2 separate regions of the Homo sapiens genome follow, and region 1 is linked to region 2. A link is an interaction called in ENCODE POLR2A ChIA-PET data of the cell type or tissue named here. Cell type or tissue: Panc1. All regions are shown on one strand. Each heading gives the region's core, and the rest is flanking DNA. Links, peaks and the distances in the headings are about the cores only. Region 1 overlaps RAB27A (RAB27A, member RAS oncogene family). Region 2 overlaps CCPG1 (cell cycle progression 1).

Region 1 (16,704 bases), core at 4,680-12,679, 130 kb before region 2:
CCAGGTTTCGAACCGTCAGGAGGGAACACATCTTGGGCTGACTGATGCGGGCAGGTAAGGGTTTGAGGGTTTGCGCTTGCAAAGGTGTAAGAGGCTAAGGTTACTTAGGATGCATTAAAGGACTTCAGCAGTGGATGTGGCTGAAGGGATGCATGGAGGTAGGGGAGAATGTATCCAGAACAGAGGCTGAAAACATGGGAAAGTGTTTGAGACCTGGGTCTAAAAGGACTGTGACATGGCACTAAAAAGTTTGTGTGTTATCCTCTGGGCAACAGAAGGCCACCACGGGCTCTTTATGCAGGAGAGGACCATGAGATGTGTGCCTTAGAAAGATCTCTATGGCAGCCACATGGAGACTGGAAATACACAGAGCATCAGAAGGCTCTAATGTTACCGACTGAATGTTTGTGTCTCCCCAAAATTTGTATGTTGAAATCTAATCCCCAATGTGATGGTATAAGGAGGCAGGTCTTTGGGAAGTAATTAGGTTTTGAGGATAGATCCTTCATGAAGGGGATTAGTGCCCCTATAAGAAGAGGCCAGAGAGCTACCTTTCTGCCTTGTGAGAATACAGTGAAAAGTCAAGTGTCTGCAACCTGGAAGAGAGCTCTCACCAAAATCTGAGCATGCTGATACCCTGATCTCAGACTTTCAGCCTCTAGAACAATGAGGAATAAATTTCCGTTGTTTGCAAGCTATCCAGTCTATGGTACTTTGTTATAACAGTTTGAACTGGTTAAGACATATGGAGAGAGATTTTGAGGGTTTGAATTGTGTTGGTGACAGTAGGGATGAAGAAGAAGTGATTAATTTGAGATATATTTAGGAGGTAGAAATCAATATAACTTCTTAACAGACTAGTATAGAAATTAAAGATAACCAAAACTTTTAGTTTGGTAAATAAATGGTATAACATTAACTGAAAAAGGAAAAGATGGTTTGAGAAGATGATAATTATTATAACTAACACTAAGCACTATTCTAAATCCTTTAAAGCACTAACTCATTTAGTCTTCACAACAACCGTATAAGGTCCCTAAATCTACAGATGAAAAATACCAATGCACAGAAAGGTTAATAAAGTTGCCCAAGGTCACACAGCCAGAAATGGCAGAACCAAGATGTGATCTCAGACACACTCTCAACTACCACATTACACTGTACGGTACACAACCAGTTAAACATCTCTCATGTCTGAGGGACATCAAGGGAGTTGTGTTTAATTTGCATTTGGAAAACAGACCTAGGGCTCACAAGAAGAATATGGCTATGAATTTTAGTGTCATCAACATAATAGTATTTCCTTAGGCCATGGGAAAAATGAGATGGACATTTAGAGTGAAGAGAGAACAAAAATGTAAGGAGCAGCAAGACAGATACAAGAAGGACACTAGGAAGGAGATTTTTCAAGCAGTGATTGTCCACAGGCTGGCTCAGTTGCCACACCACAGAGGTACAAACTTGAAGTGGTCTGGGCCTTCTCCGTGTGAAAATGGCAAATCCATTCACTGTTTGCTGGATGAATGGACTTATCATTGAGCTATTTGCTGGATTTACCATCTAGCTAAAAGATAGCTAAAAGATTCCAGCTTAGACTATGTCATCAAGAAAGGAGGCCTGATAGGGTATGAAACGGGGAAAACAAGAAAAACAAACAAAAATGGATGCTCTCAGCTCTTGAAAGGATGATTTATACCCGTGTTTGAGCAAAGCAGATTCTGCCTTCAGAGAAGCAGCAGCAAAGATAGCTCATTTCTCAAGCAGCACCCCATCTCATCCATCACCCACTTCCCCTACCTGCCCCCCAGCCTACACCACAGGACCTCTGCTCTGCCAAGAGGGCAGGGCCCCAGCCACGCTGCAGCAACACCAGAAGCGCAAAAGAAAATGTGCTGTTGCATAGACAGCGCAAATAAATAATGGTTCTTGTGATAATCAGCTTTTGCTTTTAATGGGCTTCACATGACTCATCAGCTATCACGTATGCTATAGCCTGAGCTCTGGCTCTAAATCAAACAAGTTCAAAGGGAGAAGAAAGGAATAATAGCAAAAGATGAGCAGATATCTCAAGAAGCCTTAATCCTACTGAGGAAAAACAGAAATGGAGGCAGGAAGAAGACAGTTTCCCCTATGAGCACTCAGGTACCGAGGGTCCAGAGAGGGCGGAAGCTGAAACAGCCGCAGAGAGAGGCAGCCTAGTTGCCGTGACGCCATCCTGCCAGCCAGCAAGATTTCACCAGACCGTTCCCTTTCTGCCACAGTTCCTGTCTTGTGGGCAGCAGAAGCACCAAGAAAGAAGAAAAATGGTTGTTTGTATTCTTATGGCTGCAGGGTCATACCTCTGTGACTTAACTATTTCAACAAGTGACAAGGAGAAAGTGGTAAGAGACAGAGAGAGCAGCCAAGATGGGGGTAAACTCCTTTGGAATGTATTAAATCCAACTTCATTCTATGGATAAAATGCCCTCATGAATAAACACTCATCCCCAAAACATCTTTTTTTTTTTTTTGGTATTTATAATCCAAGAACCTTGACAGAGAATGTCAGCTTTTTATCAAGGCTCTTTCCCACAATGACTTCTGATAATGGGGGTTGGGGTTCATTCCCAGGTGAAAAGCATGAGTTTGTGGCAAAGAAAACAGTATTGTTTGGTCACCACACTGGAATGGAAGCCAGGATATTCTGAAGGATGCCTTGGCACTAATACAAATTAGCAAATGACTTTAGCACTTCTGAGCCTCAATTTCTTCATCTGTAAAATGAGAAGAATGGACTGGGTGAATATGAAGTCCTTCCACTCTCTTAATCTATGCTTATGGGTGCTCAGAGCACGGGAACCCTTCCAGGTGTCTCTTGTGGTTAGGCTGTCCATGTGTCAGGACCCTGATTGTGCTCCCAGGGACACACAAGTGTGAGAGTGGCTACAACTCAATGGAAGCAATAAGTAAACACGTACACACTCACAAAGCTAGATCCCTATATTTGATTAAACCATGGGTTAGTAGACAGGAACCATGTCTTATGCATCTTCACACACTCAAAATCCAGCCCAGTCCAGGCACTGGGCTTAACAAATGTTTACTGCATGCATTTTGAGGCAAATCTTTAAAATGTCATATTAAGAAGCTTTTCAGACATGTCGGTTATGGATTGAATTGTGTCCCCCTAAAATTCACATGTTGAAGCCCTAACTCCCAGTACCTCAGAATACAATGTTTTTTGGAGCTAGGACCTTTATAGAGGGAATCAAGTTAAAAAGAGGTCATTAGGGTGGGTCCTAATCCACCCTCATGGTCTCTTCACAAGAAAGGAACTGGGATCACAGACATGAACACAGGGAGGATGGCATGAAGAGACATAGGGAGAAGACAGCCATCCACAGCTAAGCAGAAAGGCCTGGAACGGATTCTCCCTCACAGTCCTCAAAAGGGACCAACCCCGCTGACATCTTGATCTTAGACTTTCAGGCTCCAGAACTGTGAGGCAATAAATTTCTGTTTTTGAAATCACACAGTTTTAAAGCCACCCAGTTTATGGTACTTTGTTATGGCAGCTCTAGTAAACTAATACAATATCCAGAAGTAGAATTATATAATGAAATCTCCCATCACACTCACCACTCAGATCTTTCACTCCGGCATACTTCATTTCGTATTTCTAAAATATATGGACATTTCCTTACATAACAATACCCTTATCAAACCTAACAGAATTAACACTAATTTAAAAGCAGATTTAATTCCCAGAAGAAATAAACCTTATACTAAAACACACACTTACATTCCTCCATTAAAACTATTAACACTTTTAGGCCGGGCACGGTGGCTCATGCCTGTAATCCCAGCACTTTGGGAGGCCCAGGTGGGAAGATCACTTGAGGTCAGGAGTTAGAAAGCAGGCTGGCCAACATGGTGAAACCCCATCTCTACTAAAAATACAAAAATTAGCCAGGCATGGTAGCGTGGGGTCCCAGCTACTCAGGATGCTGAGGCAGGAGAATCACTTGATCCTGGGAGGCAGAGGTTGCAGTGACCCGAGATTGTACCACTGCACTCAAGCCTGGGCGACAGAGCAAGACTCTGTCTCAAATTTAAAAAACAAAACAAAACAAAACAAAAGCTATTAATACTATCAAAAACAAAACACCAATAAGCTTGAATTTTTGTCAAACAACCCTCAGAGGATAAGCAAGACTCTCAGAATAATTCAATTTCCTAATCAGCTCTCATATTCAACAATTTCCTGAAAGTAAAAACCTATGTTTCTTTATTCAAGTACAGAAAAGAAAGGAAGAATGCGGTCAGTATTCATACCCACTCCGTGGTCACTGAAAATGCACTTTTCAAACTAATCCCAAGAAATTTAGTAGACATCATTAAGTCTTTAGTTTAAAAACAGTACGTGCAATGGTATTGTATGTTATATTGCACATAATTTAAGCGCATGAAAATTGACATGACAGAGCTCAAAACCACTACCAAAAAAAAAAAAGATAAATACAAAACCATACCTTTACAGGGTAGAGAACCGCTTGTTATGATTTTCTAAAACGTTAGAGACTGGAGTTACCAATGCTTCAACAATTGACAACTTCCAATCACATGTCCTCTTCAGGAAGGTTACTTTTTGTCTAATGTTAAGACAAAGAGAAATGTTAAAGTCAGAATGGCCTACTTAAAAAGTTTTTCAAAAGAGTCTTTGGAAAAGCAGTTCGCTCCATCAACTTTCAAAACAGGCATCGCTGTAAAAACCCACAATCCAGCTAATTAGTCTCAGCTGTTTGTCATATGGCACTGCAGACCAGTCAAGTGATTTTTGCCCCTTTCAAGCTTACCAAGTTCCAGTTCGACTGGCCACTCAGAGGGCGGCTTTATTAACCTCTTCTGGTGTTAGAAGACTCTGCACTTCAGCTCTTTCTTCCGCCCACCTACCCCGTGAATCAAAACAGTAGAACATTTGTTTTCTTGAGAAAGTGCCTTGTATTCTCAAGGCCCTTAAAGGTTATATTCATATTGTTGCTTACAAATACAATGCCTGATCCAAACAAACAATATGGGGGATCAAATGGAAGTGGCAGGAGGGATGGGGCTAGATTACTTACCAGACCTTGCAGCTGGCCTCCAATTTCATAAGTAAAACTGCCTACAAGGGAGTCCACCCAGATATCTTGCTGGCATCTCAAATCCAGCATGTCCCGTACTCACCTCCTTTGCTTTTCTCCACAACCTTGCTTCAAACCCACTTCTCTTCCTGTGTCTTGAATCACACAATCCCAACACAGCCAGAAATCTGATGGCTCTCATTAACTCCTCCCTCTCTGCCCCTCCCACTTCCAATTGGCCACCAAGTCCTAAGGATATTCATCTTCTTGCTCCTACTCCAAGTTTTTATTATTTCTTAGATGGCTATAATAAACCACTTATTTGGTTTTCTGGTCCCCACGTATTCTTGACTCTGATCCATCCTCCACACCACACCCAAAGTGATCTTTCCAAAAGGCAAATGAGAGTCCATCACTCTCCTGTTAATGGCTCCCCACAATCTCCACAATAAAATCCCTGCTCCTTAAGCTTCTGCCTTCAGTATCACCGCCTCCTTCCTATAAGCTGCTAGAGTCCAGCCATCAGTACGTTTTATAATTCGCTAAGTTAAGTGGTTCTCAAACTGTGGTTCCAAGACCAGTATTATAGCATCTTCTAGGAACTTATTAGATTTGCACATTCTTGGGCCCACCCAGCTGAATCAGAAATTCTGAGGATAGGGCACAGGTGTCTGTGGTTCAACAAGCACTCCAGGTGATTCTGATACACACTAAAGTGTGAGAGCTGCTGCTGTAAATCCACCAAGTTCTGTTCACTAAGAGAATCAGCTCCTTGGCTCCTTGTGCCAGCAATGCTGAGCTGGATACACCTTCCCTGTGCTTACTGTTTCTAGAAATGGTCACCCCTGTATGCTAATTATTCAATTTATTTCTTGGTCTTTGCTGTTGCTTTGTGACAATCTTGAAGACAGGGGTTGTATCTTGTTTTTTGTTCATTCACCCCACAATCACTTATTGAGCACTTATGAATTATTGGGTGAAATGTCGGACATAGAACTAATCAATCTATCCCTTGCCTCTAGGAGAAGCTACGCTTTCATTATGGCAGCTCAACGTGTGACTGAAGACTCAATCTGTCCAATCTAAAAAAACCACCACCGGCCTCAAGAACTGTGGGCAACTAAGAAAAGTCTGAGCACAACCAGTCTGACATCTCTTCTCATGGTAAATGAAATGGAATTTTCGTTTCACACCTGACGAAAATCTCATGAAAATGCACCTCTTTCTTTTTTATATCACACAGCAACCTCGAGAATTTTGAGAACAATTTAGTAAGAAAATGTATCCAGATTTTTAAATCCCAGATTAAAATTCATTAGAGTTAGCTTCCTTTAATTACAAGTTCATATTAGCACTTCTCAACCATCAGGATATATAGGAATCTCCTAGGGATCTTTCAAAATGCTAATTCTGATTCAATATTCCTGTAGGGGGAGATCGAGACCATCCTGGCTAACACGGTGAAACCCCGTCTCTACTAAAAATACAAAAAAATTAGCCAGGTGTGGTGGCGGGCGCCTGTAGTCCCAGCTACCCGGGAGGCTGAGGCAGGAGAATGCCGTGAACCCGGGAGGCGGAGCTTGCAGTGGGCCGAGATCGCACCAATGCACTCCAGCTTGGGTGACAGAGTGAGACTCCGTCTCAAAAAAACAAAAACAAACAAAAAAAATCCTGTAGGGGGCTCAGGAGTCTGTATTTCTCCTAGTAAGCACCCAGGTGATGCCCAGGTAATACTAACATTCCTAACTCTGGAACTATAATTTGAATAGCAAGTAAAATTATGACAATACCAATTTTCATAGTCTGCTTAAAGCAACAAAACCTTTTTTGGATGCTTTTGTATTGAAAGCTTTCTAAAATATCTTTCAGACTTCAGAATAAAGATGGCATGCTCAACATGTACATGTGGTTCTGCTGCCTCCCAAAATCTCACTAATATAGCAATAAAGAATGTTTTATTTCTTTTAGACATAAACTCACAAGGACAAAGATCAGGTAGTGGAAGCAACAAAATGGTAGAAGCTACAGAGTAGATGGACTAGAGGTAACTGATTAGCAGACCTCGGAAAGCTGACTCTTTATCTGCCAGTAGGGAAATCCAAGAAGGAACTCATCACAGAATCTCCAGAAAGTCTCAGGGATTCAGAACCCCAAAACTTCTGGAATTTGGGGGACAGTAACATAGGGACTCAAAACAGACAGAATGGTGGTCATCTGCTTAAAAAGCAGCTCAGCACACCAAGAGAAGAAGAAAAGAAAGAACGAACTACCAAATAGAAAATAATGAACAAAATGGCATAGTAAGTCCCTATCTATCGATAATTACTTTAAATGTAAATGTATTACATTCTCCAACTGAAAGACATAGAGGTTGGGCACGGTGGCTCAAGCCTGTAATCCTAGCACTTTGGGAGGCCAAGGCGGGCAGATCACTTGAGGTCAGAAGTTCAAAACCAGCCTAGCCAATGTGGTGAAACTCCATCTCTACTAAAAATACAAAAAAATTAGCCAGGCATGGTGGAGGGCACCTGTGATCCCAGCTACTAGGGAGGCTGAGGCATGAGAATTGCTTGAACCCGGGAGGCGGAGGTTGCAGTGAGCCAAGATCGCGCCACTGCACTCCAGCCTGGGCGACAGAGCGAGACTCCATCTCAAAAAAAAAAAAATAAAAATAAAAATAAAAAATAAAAGACATAGAATGACAGAATATATATAAAAAATAAGATACAATTATTTGCTGCCTGAAAGAGAGTTGCTTTAGATTTAAGGGCAGACAGACTGGAAGTAAAGGGATGGAAAAAAATATTTCATGCAAATGGAAACCAAAAGAAAGCAGGGGTGACTATACTTATATCAGAATAGACTTCAAGTAAAAAACAGTCCCAAGAGACTAAGAAGGTAGTTATGTGGTGACAAGGAGGTGAATTCATCAAGCAGATATAACAGTTGTAAACATGTAGGCACCCAACATCAAAGCACCTAAATATATAAAGCAAATATTAACCAAACTGAAAAGAGAAATAGATAACCATACAATAATAGTAAGGGATTTGAATACCCTGTTTTCAACAATGAACAGATCATCCAGATAGAAAATCAATAAGGAAATGGCAGATCTGAACAACATTATAGAACAAATGGAATTAACAGGCACATACAGAACTTTCTATCCAACTAGAGGAGAATATACATTCTTCTCAAGCGCACGTGGAATATTCTTCCGGATAGAACATACAGTAGGCCACAAAACAAGTCTCAACAAATTTAAGACGATCGAAATCATATTAATTATCTTTTCTGACCACACCGATATGTAACTAGAAATCAATAACAGGAAGAAAACTGAAAAATTCACAAATCTGTGGAAATTTAGTAACATAATCCTGAACAGCCAATGGGCCAAATAAAATCAAAAGGAATTTTTTTTAAATCTTGAGATACATGAAAATAGAATACAACACATCAAAATTTTAGGGGATTCAGGAGAAGCAGTTTTAAGAGGGAAGTTTACAGCGATAAATGCCTCCATTAAGAAAAAAGAAAGATCTCCAGTAAACAACCTAAGTTTATACTGCAACAAACTAGAAAAAAGGTAACAAACTAAGCCCAAAATTAGAAGAAAGAATGAAATAATAAAAATTGGAGCCAAAATGAAATAGAGACCAAAAAAACAGAAAAGAAAGAAAAGATGAATAAAACTAAGACTGTTTTTTGAAAAAATAAACAAAATTGACAAAACTGGCTGGGTGCGGTGGTTCATGCCTGTAATCCCAGCACTTTGGGAGGCCAAGGCGTGCGTATAACCTGAGGTCAGGAGTTTGAGACCAGCCTGACCAACATGGCAAAACCCCGTTTCTATTAAAAACACAAAAATTAGCCAGGCGTGGTGGCAGGTGCCTGTAATCCCAGCTGCTTGGGAGGCTGAAGCAGGAGAATCACTTGAACCTGGGAAGCAGAAGTTGCAGTGAGCTGAGATTGCACCACTGCACTCCAGCCTGGGTGACACAGCAAGAATCCGTCCTTAAAAAAATAAATAAATTATATATATATATATATATATATATATATATGTATAGAGAGAGACAGACAAAACTTTAGCTAGTCTAAAAAAAAGAGTAAAAACTCAAATAAATAAAATTATAAATGAAATAAGAGGTGTTACAACTGATACCACAGAGGTACAAAGAATAATAAGAGATACTCTAAATAATCCAGTCGGGCGCAGTGGCTCACGCCTGTAATCCCAGGACTTTGGAAGGCCAAAGTAGGTGGATCACTTGAGGTCACGAGTTCAAGACCAGCCTGGCCAACATGGTAAAAGCCCGTCTCCACTAAAAATACAAACATTAACTGGGGCATGGTGGTGCACACCTGTAATCCCAGCTACTTGGGAGGATGAGGCAGGAGAATCACTTGAACCCAGGAGGCAGAGGTTGCAGTGAGTCGAGATTGCTCCATTGCACTCCAGCCTGGGTGACAGAGTGAGACTCCATCTAACAACAACAAAAAAAAAAAGACAAAAAAAAGTGGGATTACATCAAACTAAAGCTGCTGCACAGCAAAGGAAACAACAAAATGGAAAGGCAACTGGCCGGGCATGGTGGCTCACACCTATAATCCCAGCAGTTTGGGAACCCAAAGAGGGCAGATCACTTGAGGGCAGGAGTTTGAAACCAGCCTGACCAACATGGCAAAACCCCATCTCTACTAAAAATACAAAAATTAGCTGGGCACGGTGGTGGGCACCTGTAATCCTGGCTACTCGGGAGGCTGAGGCACGAGAATCACTTGAGCCTGGAGGCAGAGGTTGCAGTGAGCAGAGGTTGTGCCATTGAACTCCAGCCAGGTGACAGAATGACACTCCACCTCAAAAAAAAAGAAAGAAAGAAAAGGCAACCTATAGAAGGGAAAAAAAGGTAAATCTGATCAGGGGTTAATATCCAAAATATACAAGAACCTCATACTACTGAATACCAAAAAAACAACCCCCAAAAGAAAAAAAAATTTAATGGGCGAAAGACCTGAATAGACATTTTTTCAAAGAATACATTAAAAATGGTCAACAAGTATATGAAAAAGTGCTCGACATCACTAATCAGCAGAGAAATGCAAATCAAAACCACAATGATTTTGATTACCTCACATCTGCTAGGATGGCTAATTAAAAAAAAAAAAAAAAAAAAAACAAGAGATAAGTGTTGGCAAGGATGTGGAGAAAAGGGAACCTTGTACGCTGTTGGTGGGAATACAAATTGGTACAGCCACTATGGAAAACATTATGGAGCTTCTTTAAAAAAATGTTTTCAAAAATTTTTTAAATAGAATACCATAGGATTTGGCAATCCTACTTCTGGGTATAATACATCTGAAAGAATTGAAATCAGGATTTCTAAGTGATATCTGTACTCCCATGTTCACTGCAGCATTATTCACAATAGCCAAGACTTAGAAACAACCTCAATGTCCACTGACAATGAATGAATGAAGAAAATGTGGTCTATACATACAATGAAAAAGTATTCAGCCTTAAAAAAGAAATAAATCCTGCCACCTGTGACAATACAGATAGGTGGAAGATATTATACTAAGTTAAATAAGCCAGACACATAAAGAAAAATACTATGTGATCTCCCATATATTTAATATATAGAATCTAAAATGTCAAACTCTCCAAGCATGGTGGCCACTCCTGTAGCCCCAGCTACTCAAGAGGCTGAGGCGCGACAATTGCTTGAGCCTATGACTTCAAGGCTGCAGTGAGCTATGATCACGTCACTGCACTCCAGCCCGGGCAGCGGAGTAAGATCTTGTTTCTAAAAGAAAAAATTTTAATTTAAAAAAAAGTAACTCAAACTCCCAGAAGCAGAGAGCAGAATGATGGTTGCCAGGGACTGGGAGGAGGGGGAAATGGGAAGGTCATAGTTAAAGAGAACAAGTTTCAGTTATGCAAAATAAATAAGTTCTGAAAAGCTATTATACAGTATAGTGTCTATAGCTAATAATACTGTATTATATACTGAAAATCTGCTAAGAAGATAGATCCAGTGTTAATTGTTCTTACCACACACACACAAAAATGCAATAATAATAAAACAGGCAGGATAAAACCTTGGGAGGTGATGGATACATTTATGGCCTTGATGGTGGCGATGGTTTCATGGGTGAATAATTATCCCCAAATTCATCAAGATGTATACATTAAATATGTACAGACTTTTTATCTGTCAATAATACCTCCCATAAAGTAGTTTTTTTAAAAATAAATTGTTAAGTAGGGGAAGGAAAGAATGAACAAACAAACGTAGGAACAAATGAACAAACTCAGGTAAGAAAGAGGAGATGAAAATGGTATACTTGTGGCAGGGGTGGATGGAGCAATGAGCTAAATTCTCTACTTCTGTAATAAAGTATCAATAGATAATGACTAAAACTGAAAAACTGACCACAGAAATATAAATGTGTCATTTAGAGACTAGATGTATAAACTACTGCAAGACTTCAGTGGTTAACTCTGGAGAGCAGGAAATGGGCTGGGGGAGAGGCGTCTACTGGTTTTTTGTAACAGCCCTTGTAAAACAACGTCCACGTATAACTTTGGTAAATTTGGCAGGGCACGATGGCTCATACTTGTAATCCCAGAACTTTGGGAGGCAGAGGCGGGCAGGTCACTTGAGGCCAGGAGTTCGAGACCAGCCTGTTTGTCTCCATAATAAATGGCTCCTGACTGCTGTATTTATTTCGTGTCTTTTGTTAATTTATATTTCCTTCTCCCTCCCCTCACCTTTGCTGTCAGGCAGCTATCCCTCACCACAGTAATCAGTGTGCCTTCCTGGGACAACCCCTACCCCTTCCGATGCACTGTTTTTAATTGACAAGGCACCTGGAAACCAAATAACCAAGCTTATTAGAACTGTGTGTAAAATGAAGAAAAATGGGCACCAAAAAATGTTCTGAAAGTTGCTCTGTGATGCAGGTTGGCAATTTTCAATACATTAACCATTTGTCCAACTCAGAACCGTTTGGCCTTACTATCAACTATGGGTCAGTAGGCTGGGTGACACTCAGTGGGACCAACCATCCCAGTTTAGTGGGGACTGAGTTATAGCACTGAAAGTCATGCATCCCGGGAAACCATATCCCAGCATTGGGCAAGTTACTTCATCTTCTTCAACCTGTTTCATCATCTGTAAAATGAAAGATAATATCTGCTTTGAAAGATTGTTGAGGATTAAATGAGAAAATGTTTGTATAACTCTTGACACATATGGTAGCTGTAGCTATTATACTCACTTGCATATTGTTATTATCAACCCTAGTATCAGGTAGAAAAAGAAAGTATTCTTAGAAACATAACCTGTAATTTGCTTTATATATAGTGGACTTCAGGAAGCTGCAATGTTTGCTTTTGTGAATTTCCTTCCCATTTTGTAACACACATTTTGTTTCAGGGACTAAAACATATTAAAGAAATTTAATAGTTCAACATTTCTGATTTCTCTACTGGACAAAAGCCTGGCAGGTTTCCACTATATTTTCATAGAAATGACTCTTTTACACTATGGGAGCCCTGGGGTATTTATGTCAGTAGCCGCTTCTAAACTTGTGAACAGAAATCAGCCTGCCACCTCACAAAGAAGAGGCATCATATCTGAAATTTGTTTTTAATTTCCATTTCACTTTTTTCCTTCATAATAGCACCAGATTATTCAGTCTTCTAATCATTATTATTTTTTTTTTTTTTTTTTGAGAGGGAGTCTCACTCTGCCACCCAGGCTGGAGTGCAGTGGCACGATCTCAGCTCACTGCAAGCTCCACCTCCTGGGTTCACGCCATTCGCCTGCCTCAGCCTCCCAAGTAGCTGGGACTATAGGCGCCCGCCACCACGTCTGGCTAATTTTTTGTATTTTTAGTAGAGACAGGGTTTCACCATGTTAGCCAGGATGGTCTCGATCTCCTGACCTCGTGATCTGCCCGCCTCAGCCTCCCAAAGTGCTGGGATTACAGGCGTGAGCCACCGCACCTGGCCCAGTCTTCTAATTATTTAGTGAATTCAGTACGTTGACATGGGGCTGAAAAATCTGCATTTCTAAGTTCTAAGTTCTAAGCCAAGTCATTCACTAATTATGTCAATTCTATCCCTGAAAAATAAGGGCTTGTATCACCAAACGGATGAAATACCATTTCTGAACTCAAAAGCTGAAGCAACTCCCTACTCCACATTTATTAATTACAGCCTGAAGGAAATTGCTCACATCTATGCACCCCACAGACAAAAGGGCACAGTTGCTAAAAGAACAGTTCCAAACTTTGGGATAGATAATGGAAAGAATCACAAGTTACTCAAAGCCAAAATATGGCCTAGGAACCCTCTAAGAAGCAGTAGAGACAGCAGAAAGAGCCAGGCAGATAAGACTCTTAATAAAGGCCCCCATGGCCTGTCCTCCCATACTCTTCTATTTCTTCTCCACCCAGTGTCCGAGGCCTGTGACCACAAAACACAGGACAACACAGAACCTCAGAGAAGCCTTGAGGGGCAACTGGTCAACCAATTAGGGCAGGTGAAAATGGATCCAGGACTGGCAGCAGAATCACCTAGGATATGTGATGAAAATCCAAAATTCTGGGTCCCATTCAGGCCTCTGAATTAGGATCTCTGCAAGGGAGGCCTAGGGAATCTGCATTTATATCAAGCTTCCCAGGGGCTTTCTGGTTATACACAATCAAGTTTGTAAGCCACTGTTCTAGGGAGACAACAGATGGCAAAAATGTACAACTACAGTTAGGCAAATAGCCTGTACATCAAGATCATATTTAACTTCTACTAGCCTCAGATACCAAATCTGTAAAATAGGGATAATAATACTGACCTAGCAAGGTGGTTGTGAGAATCAAATGAAATAAGTAATAGCCTCACACACAGTGTCTCACATACAGCAGGTGCTCAATAAAAGTCCATTCCCTCGCTTGTGTATGGCATTCTAATGAAGACTTACAACAATAGTTTTTGAATAAATGTCACCTGTTTTGAATAAATATCACCAAGGAAAGCAGATGGCCAGGAAAGTTAAGGCCTCAATGTTAATGACTCATCAACTACAAAGGCCGAGGTCAGCAGCCTTAACCAGCGATTGAGTCATGAAATGTACTTGTAGACAGTGGTTCTCAAGCTTCGGGGTGCATCAGAGTCACCTAGATGGTTTTAAAACACAGACTCTAGGCCCCACCAGAGTTTCAGATTCAGTAGGTCTGGAGTGGGGCTGAAAATCTGCATTTCTATGTTCCCAGGTGGTGCTGATGTTACTGGTCCTAATCTGACACTTTGCAATAAAAAAAGAAAAACTATGCTGTGTATATTTCCTGTTTGACACTAGACTGGTTAGTTTCATGTAAATAGAGAAAAAAACTAAGAAACCAACAATTTCCGAGGCTGTGCTGCCTCTGTCCCTGAGAATCTTACTATGTTGTTTGAACAATGCATAGAGAGGACAGGGAGATTTGAGTTCTATCTTCCCACTCACTTGCTGTGTGACTCTGCATGAGACATATGATCTCTTCCAGCCTGAGTTTACTCAGGCTGGGAGTAAAGGTGAGCTAGACACTGGTTCCCAAACCAGGTTGTCCACCAACAATCACTAGAGCAGTATTTAAAATAAAACATAGATTCCCAAGCCCTAGCCACAAACCTAATAAATTAGAATCACCAAAGGAGAGACTGAAAAATGTGTTGTTGTTTCTTGTGGGTATGGTTTATATATATATATATATATATATACTTTAAGTTCTAGGGTACATGTGCACAATGTGCAGGCTTGATACATAGGTATACAGGTGCCATGTTGGTTTGCTGCACCCATCAACTCATAATTTACATTAGGTATTTCTCCTAATGCTATCCCTCCCCCAGTCCCCACCCCCTGAGAGGCCCCGGTGTGTGATGTTCCCCTTCCTGTATCCAAGTGATCTCATTGTTCAGTTCCCACCTATGAGTCAGAACATGTGGTGTTTGGTTTTCTGTCCTTGAGATAGTTTGCTGAGAATGATGGTTTCCAGCTTCATCCATGTCCTTGCAAAGGACATGAACTCATCCTTTTTTATGGCTGCATAGTATTCCATGGTGTATATGTGCCACATTTTCTTAATCCAGTCTATCATTGATGGACATTTGTGTTAGTTCCAAGTCTTTGCTATTGTGAATAGTGCTGCAATAAACATACGTGTGCATGTGTCTCTATAGTAGCATGATTTATAATCCTTTGGGCATATACCCAGTAATGGGATTGCTGGGTCAAATGGTAATTCTAGTTCTAGATCCTTGAGGAATCGCCACACTGTCTTCCACAATGGTTGAATCAATTTACACTCTTTTGTGAGCATGTTTTAAACAAAAGCTCCCTGTGCCATTTTCATGTATAGCCAGTTTTGAGGAAGCATTAACATGGTAATCTTTCTCCAGCATTAAAGCTCTTGGGTCTTTTTGATTTCCAATTCACTGGGTCCTGAGTCTATACTTAGCCAGTATAAGTAGCCTTCTCCTTTTATATTTGCTTCACCTGGCTATTCTTCCGAAAGGAAGCATACACTGTCCTCAAAAAAAGGAATCTACTCTGCTTAGCAGTTCCATTTCTCATATATCAATAAACTGGCATTCTGGTTTCATTTAAAAAATAAAGTCCAGGATAGGCACAGTGGTTCATGCCTGTAATCTCAGCACTTTGGGAGGCCAAGGCAGGCAGATCACTTGAGGTCAGGAGTTCGAGACCAGCCTGGCCAACATAGTAAAACCCCATCTCTATTAAAAATACAAAAATTAGCCCAGCATGGTGACATGCTCCTGTGGTCCTAGTTACTTAGGAGGCTGAAGCAGGAGGATCCACTTGAGCCCAGGATGTTGAGGTTGCAGTGAGCTGGGTGACAAAGACAAGAAAGAAGGGAAGGGAAGGAAGAAGAGAAAGGAAGGGAAGGAAGGGAGAAGGGAAGGGGGAATGGAAGGGAGGAAGGAAGGTAGGAAAGGAAAAGAGAAGGAAAAAAAAAGAAACCAGAGGCCCTTACAGACCACAGGTACATATTTGGATCTTATACCTATTACAATGAAAGCAACTAAGGGATTTTAAGCAGAAGGATATGAATTGAATTCCTTTAATTTTTTAAAATTTTGTCTCATGCTCCTCAAGAGTGTGAGTTCCTTTTTTGGGACATCACTGGCTTTGTGTGAAGAATGGGCTATGGCAGGGAGGGGCAAGAATTGGAACAGAAAAGTAGCAGTACAGGCCTTTAACCAGCAGCTGGCACAGAGCAGGCACTTGGATATTTCTGCACTGCTTTAACATAGGGAAATCATAATATACTTGTTTCACCTCCTAATGTATTTCAGAGGAGTTCAAGGAAGAGACTCTGGGTGTTAGCAAAGTTCCATCTAGATGTCACTTCTTTTGAACAACACATAGAATTTTGGATTGTCCACAGTACAACTGGTTCCAATCAAGAAGTATTAGAATAAGAACATAAAAAGAACACACCAGGAAACCATCAGACCAGGCTTCTGGAACCATCCCTGCCATCAATTAGCTATGTGACCTGAGGCACAGCTCTGGATTTCTGGGAG
Region 2 (14,577 bases), core at 4,443-12,442:
TCAAAATTTAAAAATTGAGATACTACATTAAAATGAAGATTTCTGGAGCCGGAAGCAGTGGAGAGTGCCTATTAATCCCAGCTACCTGGGAGACTGAGGAAGGAAGATCCCTTGAGGCCAGGAGTTCAAGGCTGTTAAGAGCCATAATGATCATGCCTGTGAACTGCCATTGCACTCCAGACTGGGTAATACAGTGAAACCTTGACTCTTTAAAAAAAAAAAAAAAGGGGGGGGGGGGCTAGGTGTGGTAGCTCACGTCTGTAACCCCAACACGGAGAGGCCAAGACGGAAGGACCGCTCAAGTCCAAGAGTTCAAGATCAGCCTGGGCAACATTGCAAAAAACAAACAAAACGATTTCTGATTCCTAAAAAAAAAAAAAAAAAATCAAAAGATCTGATGACAAGGAAAGATGTCCCAGTGAAAAAGGAAAAAGCATCACACAGGAAAAACAAAGGCAGAAAAATGTAAAAGAATATGAAAGTTCTTTAAAAAAATAAAAAATAAAAAAGACAATCTAGTACAAATATAGTTTAAAAGATCAGATTTGATTTTTTTTTTTTTTTTTTTTGAGACGGAGTCTCACTCTGTCACCAGGCTGGAGTGCAGTGGCGTCATCTCGGCTCACCACAACCTCTGACTCCCTGGTTCAAGCGATTCTCCTGCCTCAGCCTCCCGAGTAGCGGGGATTACAGGCACGCGCCACCATGCCCAGCTAATTTTTGTACTTTTAGTAGAGACGGGGTTTCACCATCTCTACTAAAGGCCAGGAGATTCTCCATCTCCTGACATCATGATCCACCCAACTCAGCCTCCCAAAGTGCTGGGATTACAAGCATGAAGCCACCGCACCTGGCCATGATTTTTTTTTTAATTTTTGAGACAGGATTTCGCTTTGTCACCCAGGCTGGAGGGCAGTGACATGAACACAGTTCATTGCAGCCTTGACCTCCCAGGCTCAAGCTACCCTCCCACCTCAGCCTCCTGAGTAGCTGGAACTACAGGTGTGCGCCACCATGCCTAATATTTGTATTTTTTGTAAAGACAGGGTTTTGCCATGTTGCCCAGGTTGGTTTCACACTCCTGAGCTCAAGTGATCCACCTTTCTTGGCCTCTCAAAGTACTAGGATGACAGGCATAAGCGGTTGTATCTGGTCAGATTTGGCCAGGTGCAGTGGCTCACGCCTATAATCCCAGCACTTTGGGAGGCCAAGGCGGGTAGATCATAAGGGCAGGAGTTCAACACCAGCCTGGCAAAGATGATGAAACCCTGTCTCTACTAAAAATACAAAAAATTAGCCGGGCATGGTGGCAAGCACCTGTAATCCCAGCTACTCGAGAGGCTGAGGCAGGAGAATTGCTTGAACCCAGGAGGCGGATGTTGCGGTGAGCCAAGATGGCGCCATTGCACTCCAGCCTGGGCAACAAGAGGGAAACTCCGTCTCAAAATAAATAAATTAATTAATTAAATTAAATAGCATATATTAAGATGGCAGGGCCAAGAGTGGCGGCTTGCACCTGTAACAGCACTTTCGGAGGCTGAGGTGGGAGGATCACTTGAGGCCAGGCGTTCAAGACCAGGCTGGGCAACATAGTGAGACTCCCCATCTCTACCAAAAAAAATTTTTTAATCAGCAGGACATGGTGGCCCACACCTGTTGTCCTAGCTACTTGGGAAGCCGAGGCAGGAGGATCATTTGAGCTCAGGAGTTCAAAGTTGCAGTGAGCTATGACTGCATGACTGCACTCCAGCCTGGGTAACAGAGCAAGACCCTGTCTCAAAAAAATGTTTTTTTTCAAGATAGGGAAGCAACTCAACAACCCTAGACCTGTGGGATGCAAGGAAGCAACATAATATTCCATGAAAAATATGAGCATCTGAACTTAACCAGTGTTGATGAGGGAAAGGGTTTAGAAGATAGCGGGAAGGGTTTTGAAGAGATCTGAGAAGACATGAAAGGTTATTTTATTATTTTTATCATTATTTGGATGCAAGGTCTCACTCTGTCACTCAGGCTGGAGTACAGTAGTATGAACACGGCTTGCTGAGATGGGAAAATAGGGTCTGGAGGCAGGGAACATTAGGCCGATTCACACTTCAGCTATGACAGGAAATATCCTCTCCATAGGGCATACACCAAGTAAATGACTTTGTAACTTTACTTCACCTCTCCATTCACATAGGGTATACACCAAGTAACCAATGGAAGCCTCTAGAGGGTATTGAAACCCCCACAAATTCTATAACGGTGCCCTTGAGCCCCTACGCTAGGGCCCGCCACCACACTGTGGAGTGTACTTTCATTTTCAATAAATCTCTGACTTCATCCCTTCCTTGCTTTGTCTGTGTGTTTTGTCCAGTTCTTTGTTCAAGATGCCAAGAACCTGGACACCCTCCACCAGTAACACAGCCTCAAACTCCCAGGTTCAAGTAGATGCTCCCATCTCAGCCTCCCAAGTAGCTAGGACTATACAGGTATGTGCCACCCTGCCCAGCTAATTTCTTTTTAAGAGTCGGGGTCTTGCTAGTTTGGTAGGCTGGTCTCAAACTTCTGGGCTCAAGTGATCCACCCACCTCGGCCTCCCAAAGTGCTGGGATTACAGGTGTGAGCCACTGTACACAGCCTAAAGATTATTTTATTAAAGGACTGAATAACCAACTATATAAGGGAGAAAGTGTAGGATAGCTCACAGGTTTCTGGTTTAAGTGACTGGGTAACTGGAAGAATTCTATATGAAACAAGAAGTAGGTGAGGGCTTTGTGATAAGAAAAACTGGCTGAAGCCTAAAAAGCATTCTTTCTCCACTGTGTGAAAGCTTCCCTCCTTCCCTTTGCCTGCTCCCATCTTCTAACAGATTACAAAAAAAAGTAAAATACATTACTGACTTGGGACAACTTACCATACTTGAATTTCTCAAATCAATAAGCCCACTTTAATCAGGCCCCAGTTTAATGCTTTGTTTACTTCCTTCAAGGAAAGATAACATTGAAACCAGCCAATTATCCCACAGAACTGATCTTTATGGTTTCTCTGAATAAATACAGAAATTGATCCTCACAGTCTTAAAACTTGAGAAAGTTCTATTTGTGTTATCTAAGCTCCTTTCTTAGGAAACAAACCATCAGGCCTCCTAGATAGTATTAAGAAGCTGAAACTTACTTAACAGATCACTGCAACTGGACAATGAGAAGCCAGAGCCTGCATGATTGCTTAACTGACCACCTGCTGCCTGTTGACCAACTTCTCTTCCTCACCCCTCTCTAATTCCTGTTTGCCCACACATGGTTACATTTCTTCTCTGCTATATAGACCTCTAATTTTAGTCAGTCAGAGATGGATTTGAGACTGAGATGGATTTGAGACTGATCTCCCATGTCCTTGGCTGCAGCACCCAATTAAAGCCTTCTTCCCTGGCAATACCCGTCTCTGTGATTGGCTTTCTGTGCGGCAAGCAGCAGGACCTAGACCAAACCCCTGGTGTTTTGGTAACACCATCCAGCCCAAAAGAGAAAAAGATTTCCCGCTGGCCCTAACACCACCATGACAATTTGGATAAGCAAAACTAACAGGCTTACTAAAGAACCCTATTAATTCAACTGTTCTCAAAATGTTGGGCGTGTACTACAATCAAAGGAAAAAAAAAAAAGTAACTTTTTAAGCCCTATCCTAGACACAGTGAATATGAAAGCCCCCTGGCAGTTTGAACCTCCCCATTATAGCTAGAGATCTTCAAATGATAATCTCATTATGTAATTCCTTTAAAATGTTAAGATTTTCTTCAAGATAATGCCCCAAAGCCTTGAATATCAAGTATTTTATCTCTAGCTCTCATCTCTTTTAATTCATTCCCGCTTTGCCCAACCTTCTCAGTTCCCCTCAAAATGCTTGGCTTTGTCTTTACTCCAGGGCTTTACATATTCTGATCAGTTGCCCATCCCCTTTACCTCCACCGAAACTCCTCTGCTTGTCTCAGCTAACGGTTCATTTCCTTTGAGAACCATCCCTTGACCCCATCCCTAAGACTCTTATTATTTTCTGCATCTGGCACTTAATATAGAATATTGTGCTGTAATTGCTTGTTTACCAGCCTATAATGTATTCCCAACACATATTGAATGAATGCTAAATACATATTAAGCAATCAATAAACAAGAAAGGTAACCACGTCTGGGTGATAGTGCAGTTAATTGTTCTTTACAGAACTCAAAATTAGGCTGGGTGCGGTGGCTCACACCTGTAATCCCAGCACTTTGGGAGGCCAAGGCAGGCAGATCAGGAGGTCAGGAGTTAAAGACCAACCTGGCCAACATAGTGAAACCCCATCTCTACTAAAAATACAAAAATTAGTCGGGCATGCTGGCGTGCGCCTGTAGTCTCAGCTACTCAGGAGCCTGAGTCAGGAGAATTGCTTGAAACCAGGAGGTGGAGGTTGCAGTGAGCCAAGATCGCACCACTGCACTCCAGCCTGGGCAACAGAGCAAGACTCCACCTCCAAAAAAAAAAAAAAAAAAGAACTCAAAATTCTGGAGAAATCCATGAGCTTCCTCTCCCATTAATCTGACCATTGGTAAATGTATAAACCCTCCCCATTTTAAGAGCTTTACTAATAGTAATTTAGAAATAAGCAGAATTTACAGGACAGTTACAAAGGCTAAGAAATCATACGGTTATAAAAAGAAGAATACTTTGTGAAGACAATAAACTTGAAGCTCTGTTTAGGCTCAGGCTTCCTTTTATTCCTCAGAGTAGTTTCTTTAACTCGATCTCTAGTCATATATTTCCAATTGCTTTTGATGTCCCCTTGCAGGTTTCTCAAGTGTTTAACACACAACAGCTACAATACTGAAATCATCTTCCTGCTGCTCCTATTTCTGCTAACTCACAGAATTGCAGTAGCCAAAAACAATACAGCCATTACAAGCAAGAGTCACCACACATTCAGGTCAAAAACCTTAGACTTATGTCGACAAAAACAGTCAAACCCTGTAAAATATTTGAGGAGATTTATTCTGGGATAGATTTATGCTGGGATAGAGAAGCTTAACTCTAAAAACGATGGTCAGGGCAAGCTTCATTGCTGAAGTATATGTGAGCAAAGATTTGAATGAGTGAGGCACCATTATATACAGTTAACTGGAGGAAGAGCATTTAAGAAATAGTAGCTATAAAGCTGAGATCAGAGCTCTACCTCTGAGAAACAGCAAGGAGGCCTGTGTGGATCGCCTAGCAGGAGAGAGGAGGAAAAGATTAAACACAAGATAAGCCGGGCGCGGTGGCTCACGCCTGTAATCCCAGCACTCCAGGCCGAGGTGGGCGGATCACGAGGTCAGGAGATCGAGACCATCCTGGCTAACACAGTGAAACTCTGTCTCTACAAAAAAACACAAAAAATTAGCCGGGCGATTAGCCGGGCGTGGTAGCGGGCGCCTGTAGTTCCAGCTACTTCGGACGCTGAGGCAGTAGAATGGCGTGAACCCGGGAGGCGGAGCTTGCAGTGAGCCGAGATGGCGCCACTGCACTCCAGCCTGGGCGACAGAGCGAGACTCCGTCTCAAAAAAAAACAAACAAAAAAAAAAACCCACAAGATAATAAACAGAGTGGTGGCAAGGGGACAGACTGAGTAGGGCTTACAGATCCTAAGACTCCTTTTAAAAAGCGTTTTAGCTTTACACTCTGAGAACTAAAAGTCACAGAAGCGTTTTGAGAAAAGGAATAAAAGATCACTCTGGCTACCTACTGGGACAGCATTGTGGGGGAGCAAAGGCAGAAGCAAGAAGTTCATTTGCATGGCTACTATGATAATCCAGGTGAGACATGATGGTGGTTTGGACTAGAATGGTGGCAGTGAAGACAGTGAGAAATGGACAGATTATACACGGATTTCAAAGGTACAGCAGCCAACAGGACTTCCTGATGTATTGAATATGGGGTATAAAGGATGACTCCTGGCCTCACCGAGTACTAGAATGGAATAGCTACTGAGGCAGAAAGACTTCAAAAAGAGCAGGTTATGAGAAGAAAATCAGTAAATTGGGCCGGGCATGGTGGCTCACACCTGTAATCCCAGCACTTTGGGAGGCCGAGGTGGGCAGATCACTTGACGTAAGGAGTTCATGACCAGCCTGACCAACATGGTGAAACCCTGTCTCTATTAAAAATACAAAAATTGGCCAGGTGGTCTGGTGGATGCCTGTAGTCCCAGCTACTCGGGAGGCTGAGGCAGGAGAATCGCCTGAACTCGGGAGGTGGAGGTTGCAGTGAGCCGAGACTATGCCACGGCACTCCAGCCTGGGAGACAGAACAAGACTCCATCTCAAGAAAAAAAAAGAAGAAGAAAAGGAAACCAGCAAATTGGTTTGGGGCATTTTAAATCTGAGATAGTTATTATCACATCCAAGAGGAAACATAAAGTAGGCGTCTGGAGACTGAATTCAGGGGAGAGTTAGAGGCTAAATAAGTCATTTAAAAACACTTTGGTGGAGCCTGTCAAAATCTGTAAGAACAACACAACAACAGTATCAATTTTACCTCATAAAATATAACTGGAATGAATATTACCTGATATGATGGTGCCCCTCATCATTCCTGGGTAGCTACATTTTACTATGAAAAAGGTGAGGTTTCCATTACCATTATATCTTCTAGAACTAGATAAGATGGAGAAGAATGGGAGCATTATTCTCCCACACGTCTACAATTCCGAAGTAAGGCAACCAATAGGCTATAGGCAAAGGCCTCAAAGTGCAGCTGTACTGTCATGTGACCAAAGATAAGCGAGTCAGTCTGGAGTGCTTTCAAGAACGTATTTGTAAAATACTTTTCAAAAGGTCTGGGTCTTTCACCTCCGCCAAAGGATATGAAAATGTCTGCTTTAAAACACATCACTTGAGAAAGGGAAGAGGATACAAGATCCCAACTAATGAAAACTTTTTTTTTTTTGAGACAGAGTCTCACTCTGTCTCCAGGCTGGAGAGCAGTGGCGCGATCTCGGCTCACTGCAACCTCTGCTTTCCGGGTTCAAGAGATTCTCCTGCCTCAGCCTCCCAAGTAACTGGGATTACAGGTGCGCACCACCATGCCGAGCTAATTTTTGTATTTTTAGTAGAGATGCGGTTTCACCATGTTGGCCAGGATGGTCTCGATCTCTTGACCTCATGATCCGCCTGCCTTGGCCTCCCAAAGTGCTGGGATTACAGGTGTGAGCCACTGCGCCCAGCATGAAAACTTTTTTGAAGGCTACTTTTTGTCTAATAAACATATGAAAATATTTTAAATGAGCCTATCCTCATCCGGAACATGAAACTGCATTCATTCTTTCAACATATGCTTATTGAGTACCTACTGTGTGCCATGAACTCTTCTAAGTGCTGAAGATACAGGACTGAAAGAAAGAAAACAAAAACAAAAGAAAAACCTCCCCCAAAGAAAAGTACTTTTTGAAGACAGAGTTAGCCAGCTGGTGCCCAGTGCCATGGAGAAAAAAGTGAGGGCAGAGTAGGGGTGGGGATGGTGCAAGAACTGGAATGTTAAATAGGGTGGTTAGGGAAGGCCTCCTTGAAGTCCTGAAAACAGTTCTGAAGAATGAATGAGTAGTTTTCCATCTTTTTTGTACCTGAACACAACTGAGATTTAGTTCTATGGATGAAACACCTAGAGATAAGCTAAGCTAAATATTAAAAAGATCAACTGTCAGGTCGGGTACAGTTCCAGATTAGCCTGGCCAACATGGTGCAAACCTCATCTCCACTAAAAATACAAAAAAAAAAAAAAAAAAAAAACTAGCCGGGCATGGTGGTGGGCACCTGTAGTCCCAGCTACTTGGGAGGCTGAGGCAGAAGAATGGCTTGAATCCAGGAGGCAGAGATTAAAGTGAGCCAAGATTGTGCCACTGCACTCCAGCCTGGGTGACAGAGCAAGACTCTGTCAACCAAATTGAATTCACATCTAAAATATCAAAATGAAACTGATAAAAAAAGATCCTTAAGAAGCAAATATCTGTAACTCATGAAAAGTAGGTTGAGCCTTCAGAGAGTAATTCAAATTATCTAGGTAAAAGGGACTGGAAAGTGAAGACATTCCAAAAGGTAGAGAAAGTAGAAGGCACAACAGCACAGAAAACTTACGTTCTAAGAACTCCACGAAAAGCCACAGGCCGGGCCCGTTGGCTCACGTCTGTAATTCCAATACTTTGGGAGGCCAAGGCAGGCAAATCGCTTGAACTCACGAGTTTGAGACCAGCCTGGGCAACATGGTGAAGACCCATCTCTACTAAAAATACAACAAATTAGTAGGGCGTGGTGGCTCACACCTATAATCCCAGCACTTTGGGAGGATCACTTGAGACCAGCCTGGCCCGTGGCAAAACCCCATCTCTACTAAAAATACAAAAAAATTAGCTAGGCCCACATAGTGGCAGGAGCCTTTAATCCCAGCTACTCGGGAGGCTGAGGCACAAGAATTGCTGCTTGAACCCAGGAAGTGGAGGTTGCACTGAGCCGAGATAATACCACTGCACTCCAGCCTGGACAAGATACTCTACCTCAAAAAAAAAAAAAAAAAAAAAAAAAGGCCAGGGGTGGTGAGTCACACCTGTAATCCCAGCACTTTGGGAGGCCGAAGTGGGCGGATCACGAGGTCATGAGTTCGAGACCAGCCTGGTCAACATGGTGAAACCCCACCTGTACTAAAATAGAAAAATTAGCCAGGCATGATGGTGCGTGCCTGTAATCCCAGCTACTTGGGAGGCTGAGGCAGAAGAATCGCTTGAGCCCAGGAGGTGGGGGTTGCAGTGAGCCGAGATCACACCACTGCACTAAGGCCTGGGTTACAGAGCCAGACTCCATCTCAAAAATAAATTAAAAAGGCCAGGCACACTCCAGTGAAACTCCATCTCAAAAAAACAAAAACAAAACAAAACAAACAAAAAAAATTATAGATATTGCTAAATTGCTCTCCCAAAGGTAGTACAAAGTTGCTGCCAACAACATATGAAAGTACCTATTTCTCCACAATCCCACCAACAGAGTAACAACCATCTTTAATTTCCGCTCATCTCATGAGCAAAATAATAAATTCCTTAATCTGCACTTCCAGGAAGACTTCAGTGGGGCTGTGCATCTTGTGTTTACTGGCTATCCTCATCTCCTTTTCTGTGAAGCATCTATATTCATATGTTCACTTTCCTATTAGATTGTCATTACTGATTTGTAGTTCCTTATAAGTTGGGTCATGAATTAATGTTCTAGCATGCCTCAAACATTTTTAAAGTATCTTTATTATGTTTCAAATTTTATACAGTCAATGTAGAGGCTGGAAAACAGGGTGTCCTTTATAGTATCTAGATTTTGTATCTTGTTTTAGAAAGTTTTTCCTGCTCCCAAGACTATAAAATTATTCTCCTGTATTTTCTACTAATACTTCCACAGTTTTTGGCTTTTACATTTAGCTGTTTAATTCATGCATTTGGATTTTTTTTCTTTTGGTGTGAAGTGGAAATTAAACCAAATATTGAATATTCCACACTTTTTCTATAATTTGAAATGCCACCTTTTGTCATATAAAGTCCCACACATTTATTAATCCATTTCTGTGTTCTCTATTCTGTTCCACTGATCTATTTTCTATTCCTGAACCACTACAACGCTGGTTTAATTGCTATGGTACTGATGGCTTTCTACAGTGCCATTTTTCAACCTTCCCTGTCCCTCCCTAAAAACACACTACTGCTGGGCGCAGTGGCTCATGCCTATAATCCCAGCATTTTGGGAGGCCGAGGCGGGTGAATCACCTGAGGTCAGGAGTTCAAGACTAGCCTGGCCAATATGGCGAAACTCCGTCTCTACTAAAAATACAAAAATTAGCCAGGCATGGTGGCCCATGCCTGTAATCCCAGCTATTCGGGAGGCTGAGGCAGGAGAATCACTTGAACCAGGAGGTGGAGGTTGCAGTGAGCCGAGACCACGCCATTTCACTCCAGCCTGGGCGTAAGAATGAAACTCCGTCTCAAAAAAAAAAAAAAACCACTACTACCCTATAAACATAGAGGCAAAGATGAAAGAGACTGCAGGTTACATACACTTATACCCAGTGCTAAAATATTTTTCTTCCCACTCAGAGTCTGCCCAACTTTAAGAGTAAGTATTCTGTACAATAAAGACACACTCCTTAGTGTGACACTGAAAAACTCCCACTATCTGGTTCTCACCTAATTTGCAACTAATCTGATTAGCTTTCCTCGTCATATGGCTGAAGTAATTTAATTGCTGTCTTCTGAACACAAAATGGACAACCCTAACTCCATGTCTTCACTTCCTGAAATGCTTTTCTTCCTTCATTCTGATTTCTGTATTTAAAGCTGTCTTCTCCCATGAAATTTTCCTAGATCACTGTTTCTGACATACAGATTTCATTTTCCCCTGAATCTATAGCACTTACTATACTTCTCAGCATAATTTGCCTAATGGTAGCTTACACTACTTACTTTTTTCCTTGAGCTACTTTATTAATTAGTATTAAGTTCAAAGTTTTGATAAATAGCTCCAATTTTATTTGTTAATGTCTTTATTATAGCTTTATTTTTAGAGACAGGATCTCGCTCTGTCACTCACCCAGGCGGGAGTACAGTGGCACCATCACAGCTCACTGTAACCTCAAACTCCTTGGCTCAAGCGATCCTCCCACCTCAGCCTCCTGAGTAATTGGGACTACAGGTACACACCACCAAGTCAGGCTAATTTTTGTATTTTTAGTAGAGACGGGGTTTCACCATGTTGGGCCAGACTGGTCTCAAACTCCTGACCTCAGGTGATCCACTCTCCTCGACCTTCCAAAGTGCTGGGATTACAGGCATGAGCCACCACACCCAGCCAATATGTACTTGTTTCTAAAATACTTTTTCTTTATCGTAAATATTCTATATATCAACCTAACTTGAAGTTAATCTCAAGGGTCAGATCCTCTCATAGCCAGAGATAACTTCCCCAGAAGGAAAAATCTAAACTCCATTATTTCTTTGGCTCAAAGACTAATGCTTTAAACATGAAATGTATTTCTCAGAGGACCTGAGATTTCACATTCAATGTAGTCTCATTGTTCATGAAATAACTTAAAGATCCATTTGAGAATATTAAAAACAATAGCTACTTCCTATTGTCAAACTAGACTGATGACCATTCTTACACTTATAGAAGTGAGATTAAAACAAATCAAAACCAAAATTAAAAGCTCAACCACAGAAGTACACTGCAGTTTCAGGACATTTGATGCAACAGAGTGCAAAGTCACAGTCAGGAGAGGAGCCAGGTTTCCTTCAGTCTGGAAAAAGCCACCAATCTCTACCAAGAAATCAAATGAATAACCCATTTGACTTTTTTTCTTCATCAAACTTCCCAGTCAAAAAGTATTTATCACATCAAGGCATCACACTTCAAACATATAAGTGCTTTATGTAAATGCACTTAGTACAATAATACTTCATATGAGTAGATAACTCCACCACTTACAAAGCAATTTCATTTTCATATCTGATTTAATCTTCACAAATACCCCCATAAAGGCAGCTTGCTATTATTTACAAATTCCAAATGAAAACGAACAGAAAATTATAAATAATAACTTCCTCAACATCATTAAAAATCCTCTGATTTCCAACCTAATGCTCTTTTTACATTTCAACATGCTGGCAATATGAACCAGAAGTAAGATTTTGTAAGATTTTAAAAGAATAGTGATTTGGATAAGTACTTAAAAAAAAAAAAAGATTTCAGGCTTCCTGTGATGACAGAAAAAAATACTTAACTCCCACTTCTTATTTTCTAATACTTCCTCAGGTAATTCTATAGACCCTTAAAGAGGTTTCCACACATTAAATACCCTTTGGGGGAAAAAATCCCTTTATTTATCACTTAATTACAATCCTTCCCATATCATAGGGCTGAATTTCATCTTAGAACTCAAATTGAGAGAAAATATGGCCAAGTTTATCTGATGCAATACATTGCAAATGACCTTTGAAACCAAGTGTTTTAGTCTAGTTACAATTATGGAACTGTCAGGAAGGAAATTTGTGAAAATGTAATCCTTTATCACTTACAATACTGCAACTTCCTCATCTTCACCACAAAGAAACACAAACATAATTCAGCCTCCAGCAGTTCTGCACTGTTAGATGAGTCTGCATTTTTTGTTTAAAGTACCTTGGACTTAACAGGCCTTGCTGCTGTGTTCATGTTCTTAACATGTTCAAAAACTACTACTTCCATGATTTTAGCAGTTCATATGCACCTAATTTTTAAAAGTCTTTCTTTAACTTGCATAAGAATATAATTATACAACCCATACAATAATACTGTGGAATGAGTTAGTAAATCAGACATGTTAATCAATTATGAATTTTTCTTATGCCCTGTGAATAGACCCAAAGCCTAATAACATATTGAGCCAACTCAGTACACAGAATATACAAAATTATAAGGTAAAAAATATTGAAAAGAAATTGACATTTGGAGTAGGCAAGCTCCAAAGAAGACAACCTAAGAAAATAAAGTATGAACACCACAACCTGAAAAACAACGTGTTACCAGTGTTTTTTGTAAAACACTTTAGAATAGATATTTTATCCAGTGTTAATGGACACTTGGTGTTAAGGTAAACCCCCTTAATTTTTAAGGGCTGATAGTAGCCAAAAAAAAGAAAAATGTACTGTATATTACTGTGGAAGAACAATGTAGCCCTTTACAACAGAAAGCAAAATGTGGGCTAATGATTGATTATACTACTTACCAGTCCATATCCAACATAACCATAACAAAAAATAAAAACAAAAATAGACATAAGCCAAAATATCAGACATATAAAACATGGTTCTGAACGTGATTCAATGTTGACAAGTTTAAGATTTTCCAGGCTTAAGTGAAGAAAAGCTAAGTACTTTCACCTCTGATTTAACTGTACAAAGTGAAAAGAAACCAGATCAAAAGATGGGATGTACAGGCCAGACATGGAGCTCTCATGCCTGTATCCAGCACTCTGGGAGGCTAAGGCAGGAAAATCGCTTGAACCCAGGAGTTCAAAGAGACCAGCCTGGGAAACATAGCGAGACCCTGCCTCTACATAAAATTTTAAAATTAGGGCCAGGTGCGGTGGCTCACGCCTGTAATGCCAGCACTTCGGGAGGCCCAGGCAACCGGATCACGCATTCAGGAGATCGAGACCATCCTGGCCATTATGGTGAAACCCCATCTCTACTAAAAATACAAAAATTAGCCGGGCATGGTGGTGTGTGCCTGTAATCCCAGCTACGTGCCTGTAATCCCAGCACTTTGGGAGGCCAAGGCGGACAGATCACTTGAGGCCAGGAGTTCATGACCAGCCCGGCTAACATGGCAAAACCCAGTCTCTACTAAAAATACAAAAATTAGGTCAGGGGCAGTGGGTCACGTCTGTAATCCCAGCACTTTAGAAGGCTGAGGCAGGCGGACCACCTGAGGTCGGGAGTTTGAGACCAGCCTGACCAACATGGAAAAAACTCTGTCTCTACTAAAAAATGCAAAATTAGCCGGGCATGGTGGCACATGCCTGTAATCCCAGCTACTCGGGAGGGTGAGGCGGGAGAACCACTTGAAACCAGGAGGCGGAGGTTGTGGTGAGCTGAGATCTTGCCATAGCACTCCAGTCTAGGCAACAAGAGCGAAACTCCGTCTCAAAAAAAAATTTAGTGGGGCATGGTGTCACATGTCTGTGACATGTGACAGCTACTGGGAGGCTGAGGCAGGAGAATCACACTTGAACTCAGCTTGAATCACACTGTAATCCCAGCTACTAGGAAGCAGAGGTTGCAGTGAGCCGAGACTGAACCACCATACAATAGAGCAAGACTCTGTCTCAAAAAAAGTAATAGCCAGGCCTAGGCCTGGTGACATGTGCCTGTAGCCCCAGCTATGTGGGAGGCTGTGTTGGGATCACTTGAGCCCAGGAGGCTGCAGTAAGTCGTGTCCAGGCCACTGCACTCCAGACTAGGTGACAGAGCAAGACATCATCTCCAAAAAATAAAATGAGATCTACAAATGCTACAAATTGTCGGATCTGTTATTTTCTTCGAGTCCAACTATTTCATTTATTGTCCCTACTCTCCAAATAATTTACACTTAAATTCATATAGTCTACAGATGCAGCAACAGGGACTTTGCCTGTGTTTTTTACTGTTGTTGCTTATTTGGTGTTTTTGAGACAGTCTCACTCTGTCACCCAGGCTAGAGTACAGTGGCATGATCTCGGCTCACTGCAACTTCTGCCTCCCGGGTTCAAGCGATTCTCCTGCCTCAGCCTCCTGAATAGCTGAGATAACAGGCATCCGCCACCATGCCCAGCTAATTTTTGTATTTTTAGTAGAGACGGGGTTTTGCCACGTTGGCCAGGCTGGCCTTGAAGTCCTGACCTCAAGTGATCCGCCTGCCTTGGCTTCCCAAAGTCCTGGGATTACAGGCATGAGCCACTGCTCTAGGCCTTTATTTTCTTTTTAAAGTAATGTTCATAGAGTCCATAACTGGAATTGCTGCTTTTTTTTTTTTTTTGCATAAG

Evidence for each region. Peaks named below come from ENCODE experiments on the same cell type or tissue, not always from the same donor. Only the 100,000 strongest peaks of a DNase experiment are listed, where the experiment ranks them.
Region 1: POLR2A ChIA-PET joins it to region 2 with 12 read pairs; 10 of 35 experiments call an interaction of 5 or more read pairs at or near these places.

The regions. Positions count from the first base shown.
Region 1 is chr15:55,265,654-55,282,357 of GRCh38, forward strand. It overlaps RAB27A (RAB27A, member RAS oncogene family), which reads right to left. Exons shown (of 7, transcript NM_183235.3): 2 at 4,512-4,631. Among named protein-coding and RNA genes, the nearest start is that of RAB27A, 16 kb to the right of the region's middle. RefSeq lists an enhancer at 14,038-14,332. In Panc1, for the core only: no CTCF peak of the experiment used is centred there; no DNase peak of the experiment used is centred there.
Region 2 is chr15:55,391,662-55,406,238 of GRCh38, forward strand. All of the region lies in intron 1 of CCPG1 (cell cycle progression 1), which reads right to left. The region is part of intron 8 of DNAAF4-CCPG1 (DNAAF4-CCPG1 readthrough (NMD candidate)); the gene reads right to left. Among named protein-coding and RNA genes, the nearest start is that of CCPG1, 9.4 kb to the right of the region's middle. RefSeq lists an enhancer at 11,890-12,184. In Panc1, for the core only: no CTCF peak of the experiment used is centred there; no DNase peak of the experiment used is centred there; H3K27ac peaks cover 2,230 bases.